Linked DNA regions of Homo sapiens: region 2 is linked to region 1. The links are chromatin contacts, found by Hi-C or POLR2A ChIA-PET in ENCODE. All regions are on one chromosome and are shown on one strand. The core of a region is the stretch at or near the end of the contact, and the rest is flanking DNA. Distances in the headings are between cores, read along the strand shown. Region 1 overlaps CX3CL1 (C-X3-C motif chemokine ligand 1). Region 2 overlaps PLLP (plasmolipin).

Region 1 (5,412 bases), core at 200-2,699:
AGGGGCTGAGTAGAAAACTAGCTCTGCCACCATGCAGCTGTGTGGCACTGGGCACATTTAGCCTCTCTTATTTCCAGCTTCTGCATCTGTAAAGTTGGGATAATACTCCCTTTGCAGGAATGTTGGGAATTAAAGAGAGCAGATGTGTACATGCTGGACACAGGGTCCAATACACAGTAGGTGTTCAATTAAAAAAAATAAATAAAACCTCTGATACTTTGTGTGCCTAATTTACCTGTCCATCAGGCTGGGAGCCTTCTGAGGCCAGAGGCATTCCTTGTTCATCTCACTGTACCTCACAGCACCCAGCACAGGGCCTGGCAAGAGGAACCAGCATTTGTTGGTTGACTGAATAAACAGAGTGATCTGATGGCATTTATTGGGATGGAAGCACTCTCTTCAAACTCAGCACCAGTGCCTATGGGAGAAAGAGCTCAAGGTTAAGGATAAGAGGGCCTGAGATTTTTGTATATACTCAAAAGTAATTCCAGCCAGTGTTGGCTGAATCAGGAAGTGGATGGATGGATGGATGGATGGATGGATGGATGGATGGATGGATGGATGGGTGGATAGATGGATGAATGGATGGATGGATGGATGGGTGGATGGATGGACAGATGGATGGATGGAAGAAGGGATGGGGAGGGGATGATGAGGGATGGATGAGTAGGTGAGATAAAAGGGGGCGGAAGATTGACAGGTGGTAGGTAGGGGAGAGGGAGTGGGTAGATGGATGAATGGAGATGAATAGGGGTTGGGCAGGAGGTGGCAGGTGGGCGAGGAATGGGTAGAAGATTGATAAGAGTGGGTGGACGGGTGGATGGATAGGTAGATAGATGCATTAAAGAGAGATAAGTAAACTGAGACTAATTTCATTCAATGAATATTGATTGAGTATCCACCTTGTGCTTGATGCTGGGAAACTATGATACCAAGACAGACAAGGTCCCTGCCTTCCTGACACTCCTATGACAGATAATATATGACTGGCTGGATGAGGCATTGTCTCCATTTACAGAAAGGAAAATTTCAGCTCTGAGAAGGGACAGGCTCCCCAGGTCAGTTAAACAATCTTCCTGGCAGAACCAAGAACTGAGCCGGGCCAGGACCATTCAGGGACCGTGGCAGAGGGTGGGGACTTTGGAGACAGGATGACTCTGTGGCTCTTTAAAGCCCTGGAGGTGGGCAATGGCTTTTCCCATCTTGGATTTGGGGAGCACAGAATGGACCTTCTTTCCTATCCATTGGGCAGCCTCCCTTGCCTCCTCCTGTCTCTGGTCACTCAGGGGCACCGTATTTTCTGGGGCTTCCCAAAGAAGACACCTGCAGGCCATTTTAGGGGACTGCCACCTGGCTCCACTCAATAGGGCCTGGGGAGGCTGCAGGTGAGTCAGTCTGAGGTTCCATTGCAGAAGGAGGGTGGCCAGCCCACACAGTGACTTTTATATCCTGGTTACTCAGAGAGAAAGGACAGCCCTGTGACCTGGGGAGCCCCTCCTGCACACAGCCCCCAACCCCCTGAAGCTACTAGTGCTTCTCCTTGATGACTCAACCCAGACCTGCCGGCCCTAAACCACCTTCCCACAAAGCAGGGTGGGCCAAAGCTAAGGGGGAGCGATGGAGAGAGGAAGCAGCAGACTCTACAAAGTCTCTCTGTGTGTGCAAGCGTGCATGTGCCTGTATTTGGGAAAGTGGTGTATGTTTGCATGGCCACATATATGTAAATATTTATGCATGAGCAGTTCGTGTTCTGGTGGAGCCCAGGGATGCCCTGGGGGTTTCCCAGGCTCTGAAGGGCTAGATAAGATCAGCTTGCTCTCTTGACTGCCCTGGTCTCCAGATGTTTGCAAAACCCTCTGGGGTCTTGCTTTTGCTGCATATAACCTTGACTCAGATCTGAAACTCAAGCTCTTCCTTGTTTTTTATACTCATCCTCCTTGAGCTCAAGCTAAGCAGAAGAAAATTTGCTGGAGATTATAGAGGAAGAGAAAAGGTGGAAATTCAATGTAAACAACTTCAAATGTTTATATCAAATAGTTGGGTTTATTTGTCCTGTCCCGGGGTTTCTCTCTGGTTCCACGTGACACTCAGCTACTGCCTGCCCCTTCCGCCCCACTCTGCCCCCACCTTATTCATACCGTCCATCTCCAACCCTCCTCCTTACTCTTCTTGCTCCAGGAATTTCAAATGCCTCTTCCCTCCTAGGCAGGATGACTCAGTACCTTTCAGCAACTGCTCTCGGGCTCATTCTGGCTCTCAGCAGCAGAACAAAGGATCATCTATTCAGCAGACCCCACCTTCCTTAGAAAGCAGTTGTACTTATATATTTTTTAAAAAGTTTATTGCTGGGCATAGTGGCTTACATCTGTAATCCCAGCTATTCCGGAGGTTGAAGTGGGAGAATCACTTGCGGTCGGGGTTCAAGACCAGCCTGGGCAACATAGCAAGACCCTGTCTCTTAAAAAAATTAGCCAGGCATGGTAGCAGGCACCTGTAGTCCCAGCTACTTGGGAGGCTGAGGCAAGAGATCTCTTTTTTTTTTTTCTTTTTTTTTTGAGACGGAGTCTTGTTCTGTCACCCAGGCTTTAGTGCAGTGGTATGATCTCAGCTCACTGCAACCTCTGCCTCCCGGATTCAAGCAATTCTCCTGTCTCAGCTTCCCGAGTAGCTGGGACTAAAGGTGCACACCATCATGCCAGGCTAATTTGTGTATTTGTAGTAGAGACAAGGTTTCACCATATTGATCAGGCTGGTCTCAAACTCCTGACCTCAGATGATCTATCTGTCTCGGCCTCCCAAAGTGCTGGGATTACAGGTGTGAGCCACCGCACCCGGCCAGGAGGATTTCTTGAGCCCAGGATTTTGAGGTTGCCGTGAGCTAGGATTATACCACTGCACTCCAGCCTGGGCAACAGAACAAGACCCTATCTCTTAAAAAAAAATGGCAGCGGGAAGAAATAAGGCAGAGGTGAGGGGATAGGCAAGGCCACAGGCCCGGTGGGGACTAGAGCAGGAGAACCTGCTCCATCACTTGCTGGCTGTGTGACCTTAGCAGGTCCCTGTCACTCTCAGATTCATCCCCCCTGCTGCACAATGGACCACTTAATTTTAAAAATTAACTCGGGCATGGTGGCTCACGCCTGTAATCCCAGCACTTTGGGAGGCCAAGGAGGGCAGATCACCTGAGGTCGGGAGTCTGAGACCAGCCTGACCAACATGGAGAAACCCCGTCTCTACTAAAAATACAAAATTAGCCAGGAGTCGTGGCACATGCCTGTAATCCCAGCTATTCGGGAGTCTGAGGCAGGAGAATCGCTTGAATCTGGGAGGCCGAGGTTGCGGTGAGCCGAGATCATGCCATTGCACTCCAGCCTGGGCAACAAGAGCAAGACTCCAACTCAAAAAAAAAAAAATTAAACTCTTAATATGTGCCAGGCAAAAAGAACTCTATAAATAAGAATTCACGTTTCTTATTCTTACAACAAGACTATGAGGTAGATGCTATTTTTGTTCCTATTTTACAGGTGGGGAAACTGAGGCATAGAGAAGTTTGGCAGGGGAGGGAGGCTGAGTCAAAGGCCTTGAAGGCCAGGGTGTACAGGGGATCAGTTTTGGCTTGGGTGGTGTGGCCGGGACAATCTGGCACGGGGTTGGGAAGCCAGATGCCCACAGACATCCCTGCTGACCAGGAACCTCTTTGAACTCAGGACAGCACCACGGTGTGACGAAATGCAACATCACGTGCAGCAAGATGACATCAAAGATACCTGTAGCTTTGCTCATCCACTATCAACAGAACCAGGCATCATGCGGCAAACGCGCAATCATGTAGGTACTGCCCTCGAGGCCTCTGAAATCCCCTTTGGGCCCTTGGAATATTCCCAGACCTCTGAGAATCTACGTCCACACCTCCGCTCCCAGACCTGGGCTCCCAGCCAAAGGCCTCAGCACACGCTTCTCTTGCCCCTGGCCTGCAGGCCACCTCACTGACCTTAATTTCTGTGCCACATGGCTAAGGTGGAGAGTGGCTTCCTGAATGGCCCAGTGTGGCTGGGTGGCAGCCACCCTGGCTTGTGGCCTGGAGCAGCCATGAAGGGTGGTAATTCCTCCTGGGCTGAAGCACATGTTACCCCACACTCGAACCCACTATATTTCATGGGGCGGTGTGGGTAGGTGTAAAGCATGAGGGTCTTACTTAAAATGCAGGTTCCAGACTCTAACAGACCTGATGCAAATCCTGCCTTCCCTCTTACTGGCTGGGTGGCCCTGCTTCCATTGCTTACTTTTTGCAACTTGGTTTCCTTGTCTGTAAAATGGGTAGCTAGGACAGGATGTAACTAAAGTGCTTGGCAAGGGCGCGGTGGCTAATGCCTGTAATACCAGCACTTTTGAAGGCCGAGGTTGGTGGATCACTTGAGGCCAGGAGTTCAAGACCAGGCTGGCCAACACGGTGAAACCCCATCTCTACTAAAAATACAAAAACTAGCCTGGCATGGTGGTGGGCGCCTGTAATCCCAGCTACTCGGGAGGTTGAGGCAGGAGAATCGCTTGAACCCAGGATGCGGAGGTTGCAGTGAGCCAAGATGGCACCACTGCACTCTGGCCTGGGCAACATTGTGAGACTCCATCTCAAAAAAAAGAAAAAGACAAAGAAAAGTAAATAAAGTGCCTGGCAGGGTGCTGTCAGTAGGAGCTGCAGAAATCACTATCTCCATTGGACAGACAGGAAACGACCATTTCGAGACTTTGGGGAGGGATTGAGCCATTGTAACCCTGGCTGTTGAAGACCCTGGCAATCTTGGTCACTTGCTCCTCCTGGGGGCTCTCTTGGGTCCTGTCTAACCAGCCAGCCCTGAGGCCTTTCCCCAGGACTGACTTTTGGGACCTAAAGCAGCCTCAGCCAGACCTAGAGGCCGGGCAGCAGGAAATGGCCAATGGCCCTTTGCTTTCTAGGCCCAGCTAAAGGAAGTCTGGCACTTCCTCTCCTCAATTATGCAGTTTCTAAGGTGGGCAAGGTACTGAGTGTGCTCCTGCCGGACCTCTTTGCTGATCAGTCAAGGCTTACTTCTCCAAGACACCCCCAAGTATTTTTTGTTTTCTAGATGAAGGGGAAGAAGGAAGTTGGGGAGGGGATCACTGTGCCCAGGGGGCCTGCAGGGTCATACTTGCTTCCTGGACTTCTCTGGTTTCCCGGCATCCTGGAGCCAGATGCCTTTACTTCACCTCTCTGAGCCTTGGTTTCCTCATCTGTAAAATGGGGATGAGCCTGGTAGCCACCTTGTGGAATGGATGTAAGGTTTAGACATGGGCAAAATGCCAAGCACAGGCCGTGGCATGGAGCCAGGGCCTCTGTCAGCTCTGAGCTGTGGGCTTGGTGGTGAACTAGCCACACAGGGCTTCAGAGGAAGTTCA
Region 2 (4,991 bases), core at 1,008-3,507, 120 kb before region 1:
GGGAGCCTGGGAAGCAGACTCACCGAGGCAGCCGCGCGCTGGTTATAAGGCCGGGTGCCCCTCAGGGATGTCAGGTCAACTGCCGCAGAGCAGGCGATGAAGGCGGTGATGTAGAGAACGGTGGCGCTGATGTTAAAGATCATTAACTGCAGGACATGGGGGTAGGGAGTGGGGAGAGAAAAGGCTTAAGACACAAAGAGAGGCCAGACACGGTGGTTCACACCTGTAATCCCAGCACTTTGCGGGGCTGAAGTGGAAGGATCGCTTGAGCCCAGGAGTTAGAGACCAGCCTGGGGAACATAGGTAGGCCCCATCTCTACAAAAATAAAAAAGTTAGCCAGGCATGGTGGCGCATGCCTGTGATCTCAGCTACTTGGGAGGCTGAGATGGGAAGATCACCTGGAGCCGGGAGGTTGAGGCTGCAGTGAGTCATGATCACACCACTGCACTCCAGCCTGGGTGACACAGTGAGATCCTGTCTCAAAAAAAAAAAAAAAAAAAAAAAAAAAGACAAGACCAACGGTTGGGGCTTCTTGGTTCCCACTGGCACACTCCTTGAATAGCCATTGGATGGTGATGCAAACACCTGGGTCTTTCCCACCAACAGGGCCTCAAGAGGCCACAGTTTCCAGGGAGTCAGCCCATGAGGCCCTGGTCCCCAGGAGGCCTGCTGAGCAGGGAGCATGAACACACCTGAGGCTGGAGGAGGGGAATGACAGGAGGGCCTCAGTGATGGGGTAGTGGCAGTGCCAGACCCATTCCTCACAGAAAGAGCCCAATCCATGACCCATCTCTTTGTACCAGCTAAAGAAACACAGGCTACTCCTCCAAGTGTGGTCCAGGGCCAAGCCCAGGCCATCCCTGGTACCACTGCAAGGTTTGGCTCTGTGGCCAGTCCTGGGCTGGGCCTCACATCCCTCTCTGCCTTCAGGGGGAAGAATTTTTGTCTCCCTCTTGGCCACATCCTAAGCTCAAGGCTCTAAGCAAATGCCAGGGTCAGGACCAAGAGGACCAGATATTTCAAGCTGGATATGGAACCAGACTGGCAGGAAGGGGCCCTCTGCTGACAACCAGGGACCAGTCCCTCATCCCAAACGCTTGGCCCCAGGAGCCCATTCACCGTCTTCAAACGCCTGGTCCTCAAACATTCATTCAGTTCGTCCAATATACTTTTAAAAAATTACCAACATTATAAAATTAGATTTCATGAAAACCTGAAGACTTCATGTAAAAATTTTATATTAAAAAAATCTTGGCCGGGTGCAGTGTGGCTCATGCCTGTAATCCCAGCACTTTGGGATGCCGAGGCAGGCAGATCACTTGAGGTCAGAAGTTAGAGACCAGCCTGGCCAACATGGTGAAACCTCGTCTCCAATAAAAATACAAAAATTAGCCAAGAGTGATGGTGCCCACCGGTAATCCCAGCTACACAGGAGGCTGAGGCGGAAGAATCACTTGAACCTGGGAGGCAGGGGTTGCAATGAGCTAAGATCGTGCCACTGCACTCCAGCCTGGGCAACAGAGCGGGACTTTGTCTAAAAAAAAAAAAAAAAAAACTTAGGATATCAAAAGATTTCGCTCCAAAGGGGCTGCATTCCCACTAGGAACAGATGAAGTGAGTATAGAGGCAGCTTGCGATGGGCAGATGGATGCTGGCTTCTCCAGGGTCCCTCCTGACCCAATTTACTCACATATCTTGCCTGGATCCTGTAGGGGTCTGTAGCCCCCATGCCAGAAAATCCCAAATTGGCCATGCTAATCCAGCCTTCTCTAGATGCAGTTAAGCCCTCTCTGCCCCATTCGTTGAGGGTCCAGAAGCACAAGAAGCAATGTCCTGCCACTGTGGCAGAAGGGAGCCTCCTTCCATTAACAGCCACGGCTGGAGCCCCAAATCTGCACCTAAGAGACACACAGGCTTTTATCTCTGGAGATTTCTCTCTTAGAGGTCCCTGGGACGTGAGGGAGGGGGTGGACCCTGAGCCCGGAAGTCAAGGCACCGCCTCCTCGCCCCAAAATCTTCCCTGCAAGCCCAGCGACCCCTGCAAACGCTGCCTGTTTCTGCCAGGGATGTCGAGATCTAACAAACCCATTCTGTCTTGAGGATGACTCACGTTTCCTCGGTTTAAAAAGTCATTGAATTCCAAACAATGCCGCCTAGTCCCAGCCTTGCTTGTCTTACAATCATGTGCCTTTCTCGCCTCTCTTCTCACTGAAAGCCTCAGACCCCAGCTGCAGGGGTTTTCCGGGTCAGAGGAAAAAAAAAACCAGCAGCTTTCTGTGTGTCTGGCCGGGGTACTTCCCATGTCCGCTCTCAGCCCTGTGTCCTGGGGAGACTGTCCTGGGGCAAACCTGGGGAGCCCAGCCTCTCCCAGGCCTCAGGGCCTCACCTGCAGGCAGCCAGGTGCCCGAGCTTGTCCTGCACACTTGAGGCCCTGGCCTGGGCAACTTCTGACAGCTTGCCACAGCCTCCAGCCACAGGGCTGCCTACCTGGGCCAAGCTACAATCTCACAAACTCACACAACACAGGCACAAATTCTGACCACCCCCAGAGGGAAATTTTTTTTTTGAGGTGGAGTCTTGCTCTGTCACCCAGGCTGGAGTATAATGGTGTGATCTCGGCTCACTGCAATCTCCGCCTCCTGGGTTCAAGCAATTCTCCTGTCTCAGCCTCCCAAGTAGCTGGGACTAGAGGCGCGCGCCACCACACCTGGCTAATTGTTGTATTTTGCTAATTGTTGTATTTTTTGTAGAGACAGGGTTTCACCATATTGGTCAGGCTGGTCTCAAACTCCTGACCTCAGGTGATCCACTCACCTCAGCCTCCCAAAGTGCTGGGATTACAGGCGTGAGCCACCACACCCGGCCGGGAAAAATATTTTTAAGATTCCAAATGGCCTCTTACAAATCCACTCAACAGCCCCTCACTTCTACTCCCCTCCTGGGACAAAGTCAAGCCTGTGTCCTTCCTGGCTCATGGTTCCCCAAAAAACCGTGCACCTAGGCATGGTGGCTCACTCCTGTACTCCCAGAATTTTGGGAGGCCAAAGTGAGAGAACTGCTTGAGCCCAGGAGTTCAAGACCAGCCTGGGAAATAAAGTGAGACTCCTCTTCTACAAAAAATAAAAATAAAAATTAGCAGGGCATGGTGGCACGTGCCTGTAGTCCTAGCTACTGGGGAGGCTGAGATGGGAGGATCACATGAGCCCAGGGGTTCAAGGCTGCAGTGAGCCATTATTGAGCCACTGCACTCCAGCCTGCACATAGTGAGACACTGTCTTGAAGGAAAAATAGAAAAACTGGACCTCTGAACCATCAATCCTCACCTCCACCCCTGGCTCTGCAGATCAGCTTAGGTCAGTGAGGATGTCAGGCCACCCCCCCACACCCTGCCACTTCTTCTAGGGAAAGTCACAGTGGTCCTGTCATAGCCACTTCCAGTACCCCCACCCAGACTCACCACCAGTGGCCAGGGAACCATGTACAACTTCATGTGCAGCTGAAACAGGTAGAGGTTGAAGAGGACGATTGTCACCAGCCAGAGGAAGACAGCGACGAACATCACCCAGCCATAGGCCGGATACAGGTGGTACGGGGTGTCCGCAATCAGCGCCCACACCAGCAGCCCCAGCACCTAGGAGGGTCAGACAAGGCAGGATTGGCCAGAGATGCGGTTTCATTTCTTATCTAGCTAAGAAATACTGGCCAGGCACAGTGGCTCATGCCTGTAATGTCAGCACTTTGGGAGCCCAAGGTGTAATAATCGCTGGAGGCCAGGAGTTCAAGACCAGCCTGGGCAACAGAGCAAGTCCCCATCTCTACAGAAAAATTAAGGCCGGGCGCAGTGGCTCACGTCTGTAATCCCAGCACTTTGGGAGGCTGAGGTAGGCAGATCACCTGAGGTCAGGAGTTCGAGACCAGCCTGGCCAACATGGTGAAACCCTGTCTCCACTAAAAATACAAAAATTAGCCAGGCATGGTGGCGTGTGCCTGTAATCCCAGCTACTTGGGAGGCTGAGGCAGGAGAATTGCTTGAATCTGGGAGGCAGAGGTTGCAGTGAGCTGAGATCACGCCACTGCACTCCAGCCTGGGAGACAAAAGTGAAAATCCGTCTCAAAAAGCAAAAATAATAATAATAATAATAATAGTTAGCCAGGTATGGTGGTGCGCACCTGTGGTCCCAGCTACTCATGAGGCTGAAGCAGGAGGATCACATGGGCCCAGGAGTTAAAAGCTGCAGTGAGCTATGATCATGCCACTGCATGCCAACCTCAGAGACAGAGTGAAATTGTCTCAAAAAATAGAAAAAAATTTAAAAAGGAATGCTGACTTGGCTCGTGTGATACACCACTGTACCGGGGCCCTGCCCTGCACTCTCACTCCTCTTGCAGGTCTCAGCTGAGATGTCAGGTGCTCCAGGACACCCCCACGCCTCCAGCCGGCATCCCAGAGCCCTCATCAGTGCTCACAGGGCCCCCCAGGCACCCACCATCCAGGGCCATAATCGTTCCCTTCCCCAGACTGCGAGCTCCACGAGGGCACAGCCGTGGCTGTCTCACAGCTACGTCCCCACACCCAGCACAGGCCCTAGGCCCTGCCAGGGGCTCAGTAAAAGCTGCTGAAAGGAAGATCAAGTCACCACAGTCCCAGAGGCGGGAAGACAACAGCCCTGTGTCCTCCCTCCCAGCTGGGCCCAGCAGAGAACGTCACAAGGGCCTCTGGGTGACCTCCTGCCCAACACCCCACGTCTCCGGCTCTCCCAGATGCCCTTCTATACAGGTGTTGCCATCTCACAGGTGAAACTGGGCCTCCAGGAAGCCAAGGGGCCTACCTGTCAGGCTGTTCCCACACGGCAGGATGGGCCTGACCATCCCAGCAGAGCATGGGTAGTGGCTAACAGCATGAACTCTGGAGCCCAGCTGTCTGGCTTCGATCCCGGCTCTCCTTACCGGCTGTGTGGCCGTGGGCAAGTGTATAACCACCCTTGCTTAT

What was found. A loop is a pair of places that touch in the nucleus more often than their neighbours do. ChIA-PET counts read pairs that join two places held with the same protein, here RNA polymerase II (POLR2A). Pooled maps may share reads with other maps.
Region 2: a loop to region 1 is called in a pooled map, with 2.7 times the contacts of the local background. The contact joins two enhancer-like sites. A Hi-C loop is called at or near these places in 2 of 50 pooled maps. POLR2A ChIA-PET finds 5 or more read pairs at or near these places in 3 of 52 experiments (GM12878, HepG2 and WTC11).

Annotation. Positions count from the first base shown.
Region 1 is chr16:57,375,927-57,381,338 of GRCh38, forward strand. It overlaps CX3CL1 (C-X3-C motif chemokine ligand 1), which reads left to right. Exons shown (of 3, transcript NM_002996.6): 2 at 3,708-3,828. Among named protein-coding and RNA genes, the nearest start is that of CX3CL1, 6.1 kb to the left of the region's middle. RefSeq lists enhancers at 2,665-3,245, 5,399-5,412. Within about 2 kb of position 1,450, at least 5 of the 41 ENCODE cell types and tissues checked have a DNase peak (open chromatin) inside an H3K27ac peak, as active enhancers do.
Region 2 is chr16:57,258,439-57,263,429 of GRCh38, forward strand. It overlaps PLLP (plasmolipin), which reads right to left. Exons shown (of 4, transcript NM_015993.3): 2 at 3,459-3,632; 3 at 24-146. Among named protein-coding and RNA genes, the nearest start is that of ARL2BP, 16 kb to the left of the region's middle. RefSeq lists a silencer at 1-12 and enhancers at 625-1,180, 2,224-2,363, 2,374-2,433, 2,845-3,400, 3,401-3,954 and 3 more. Within about 2 kb of position 2,258, at least 11 of the 41 ENCODE cell types and tissues checked have a DNase peak (open chromatin) inside an H3K27ac peak, as active enhancers do.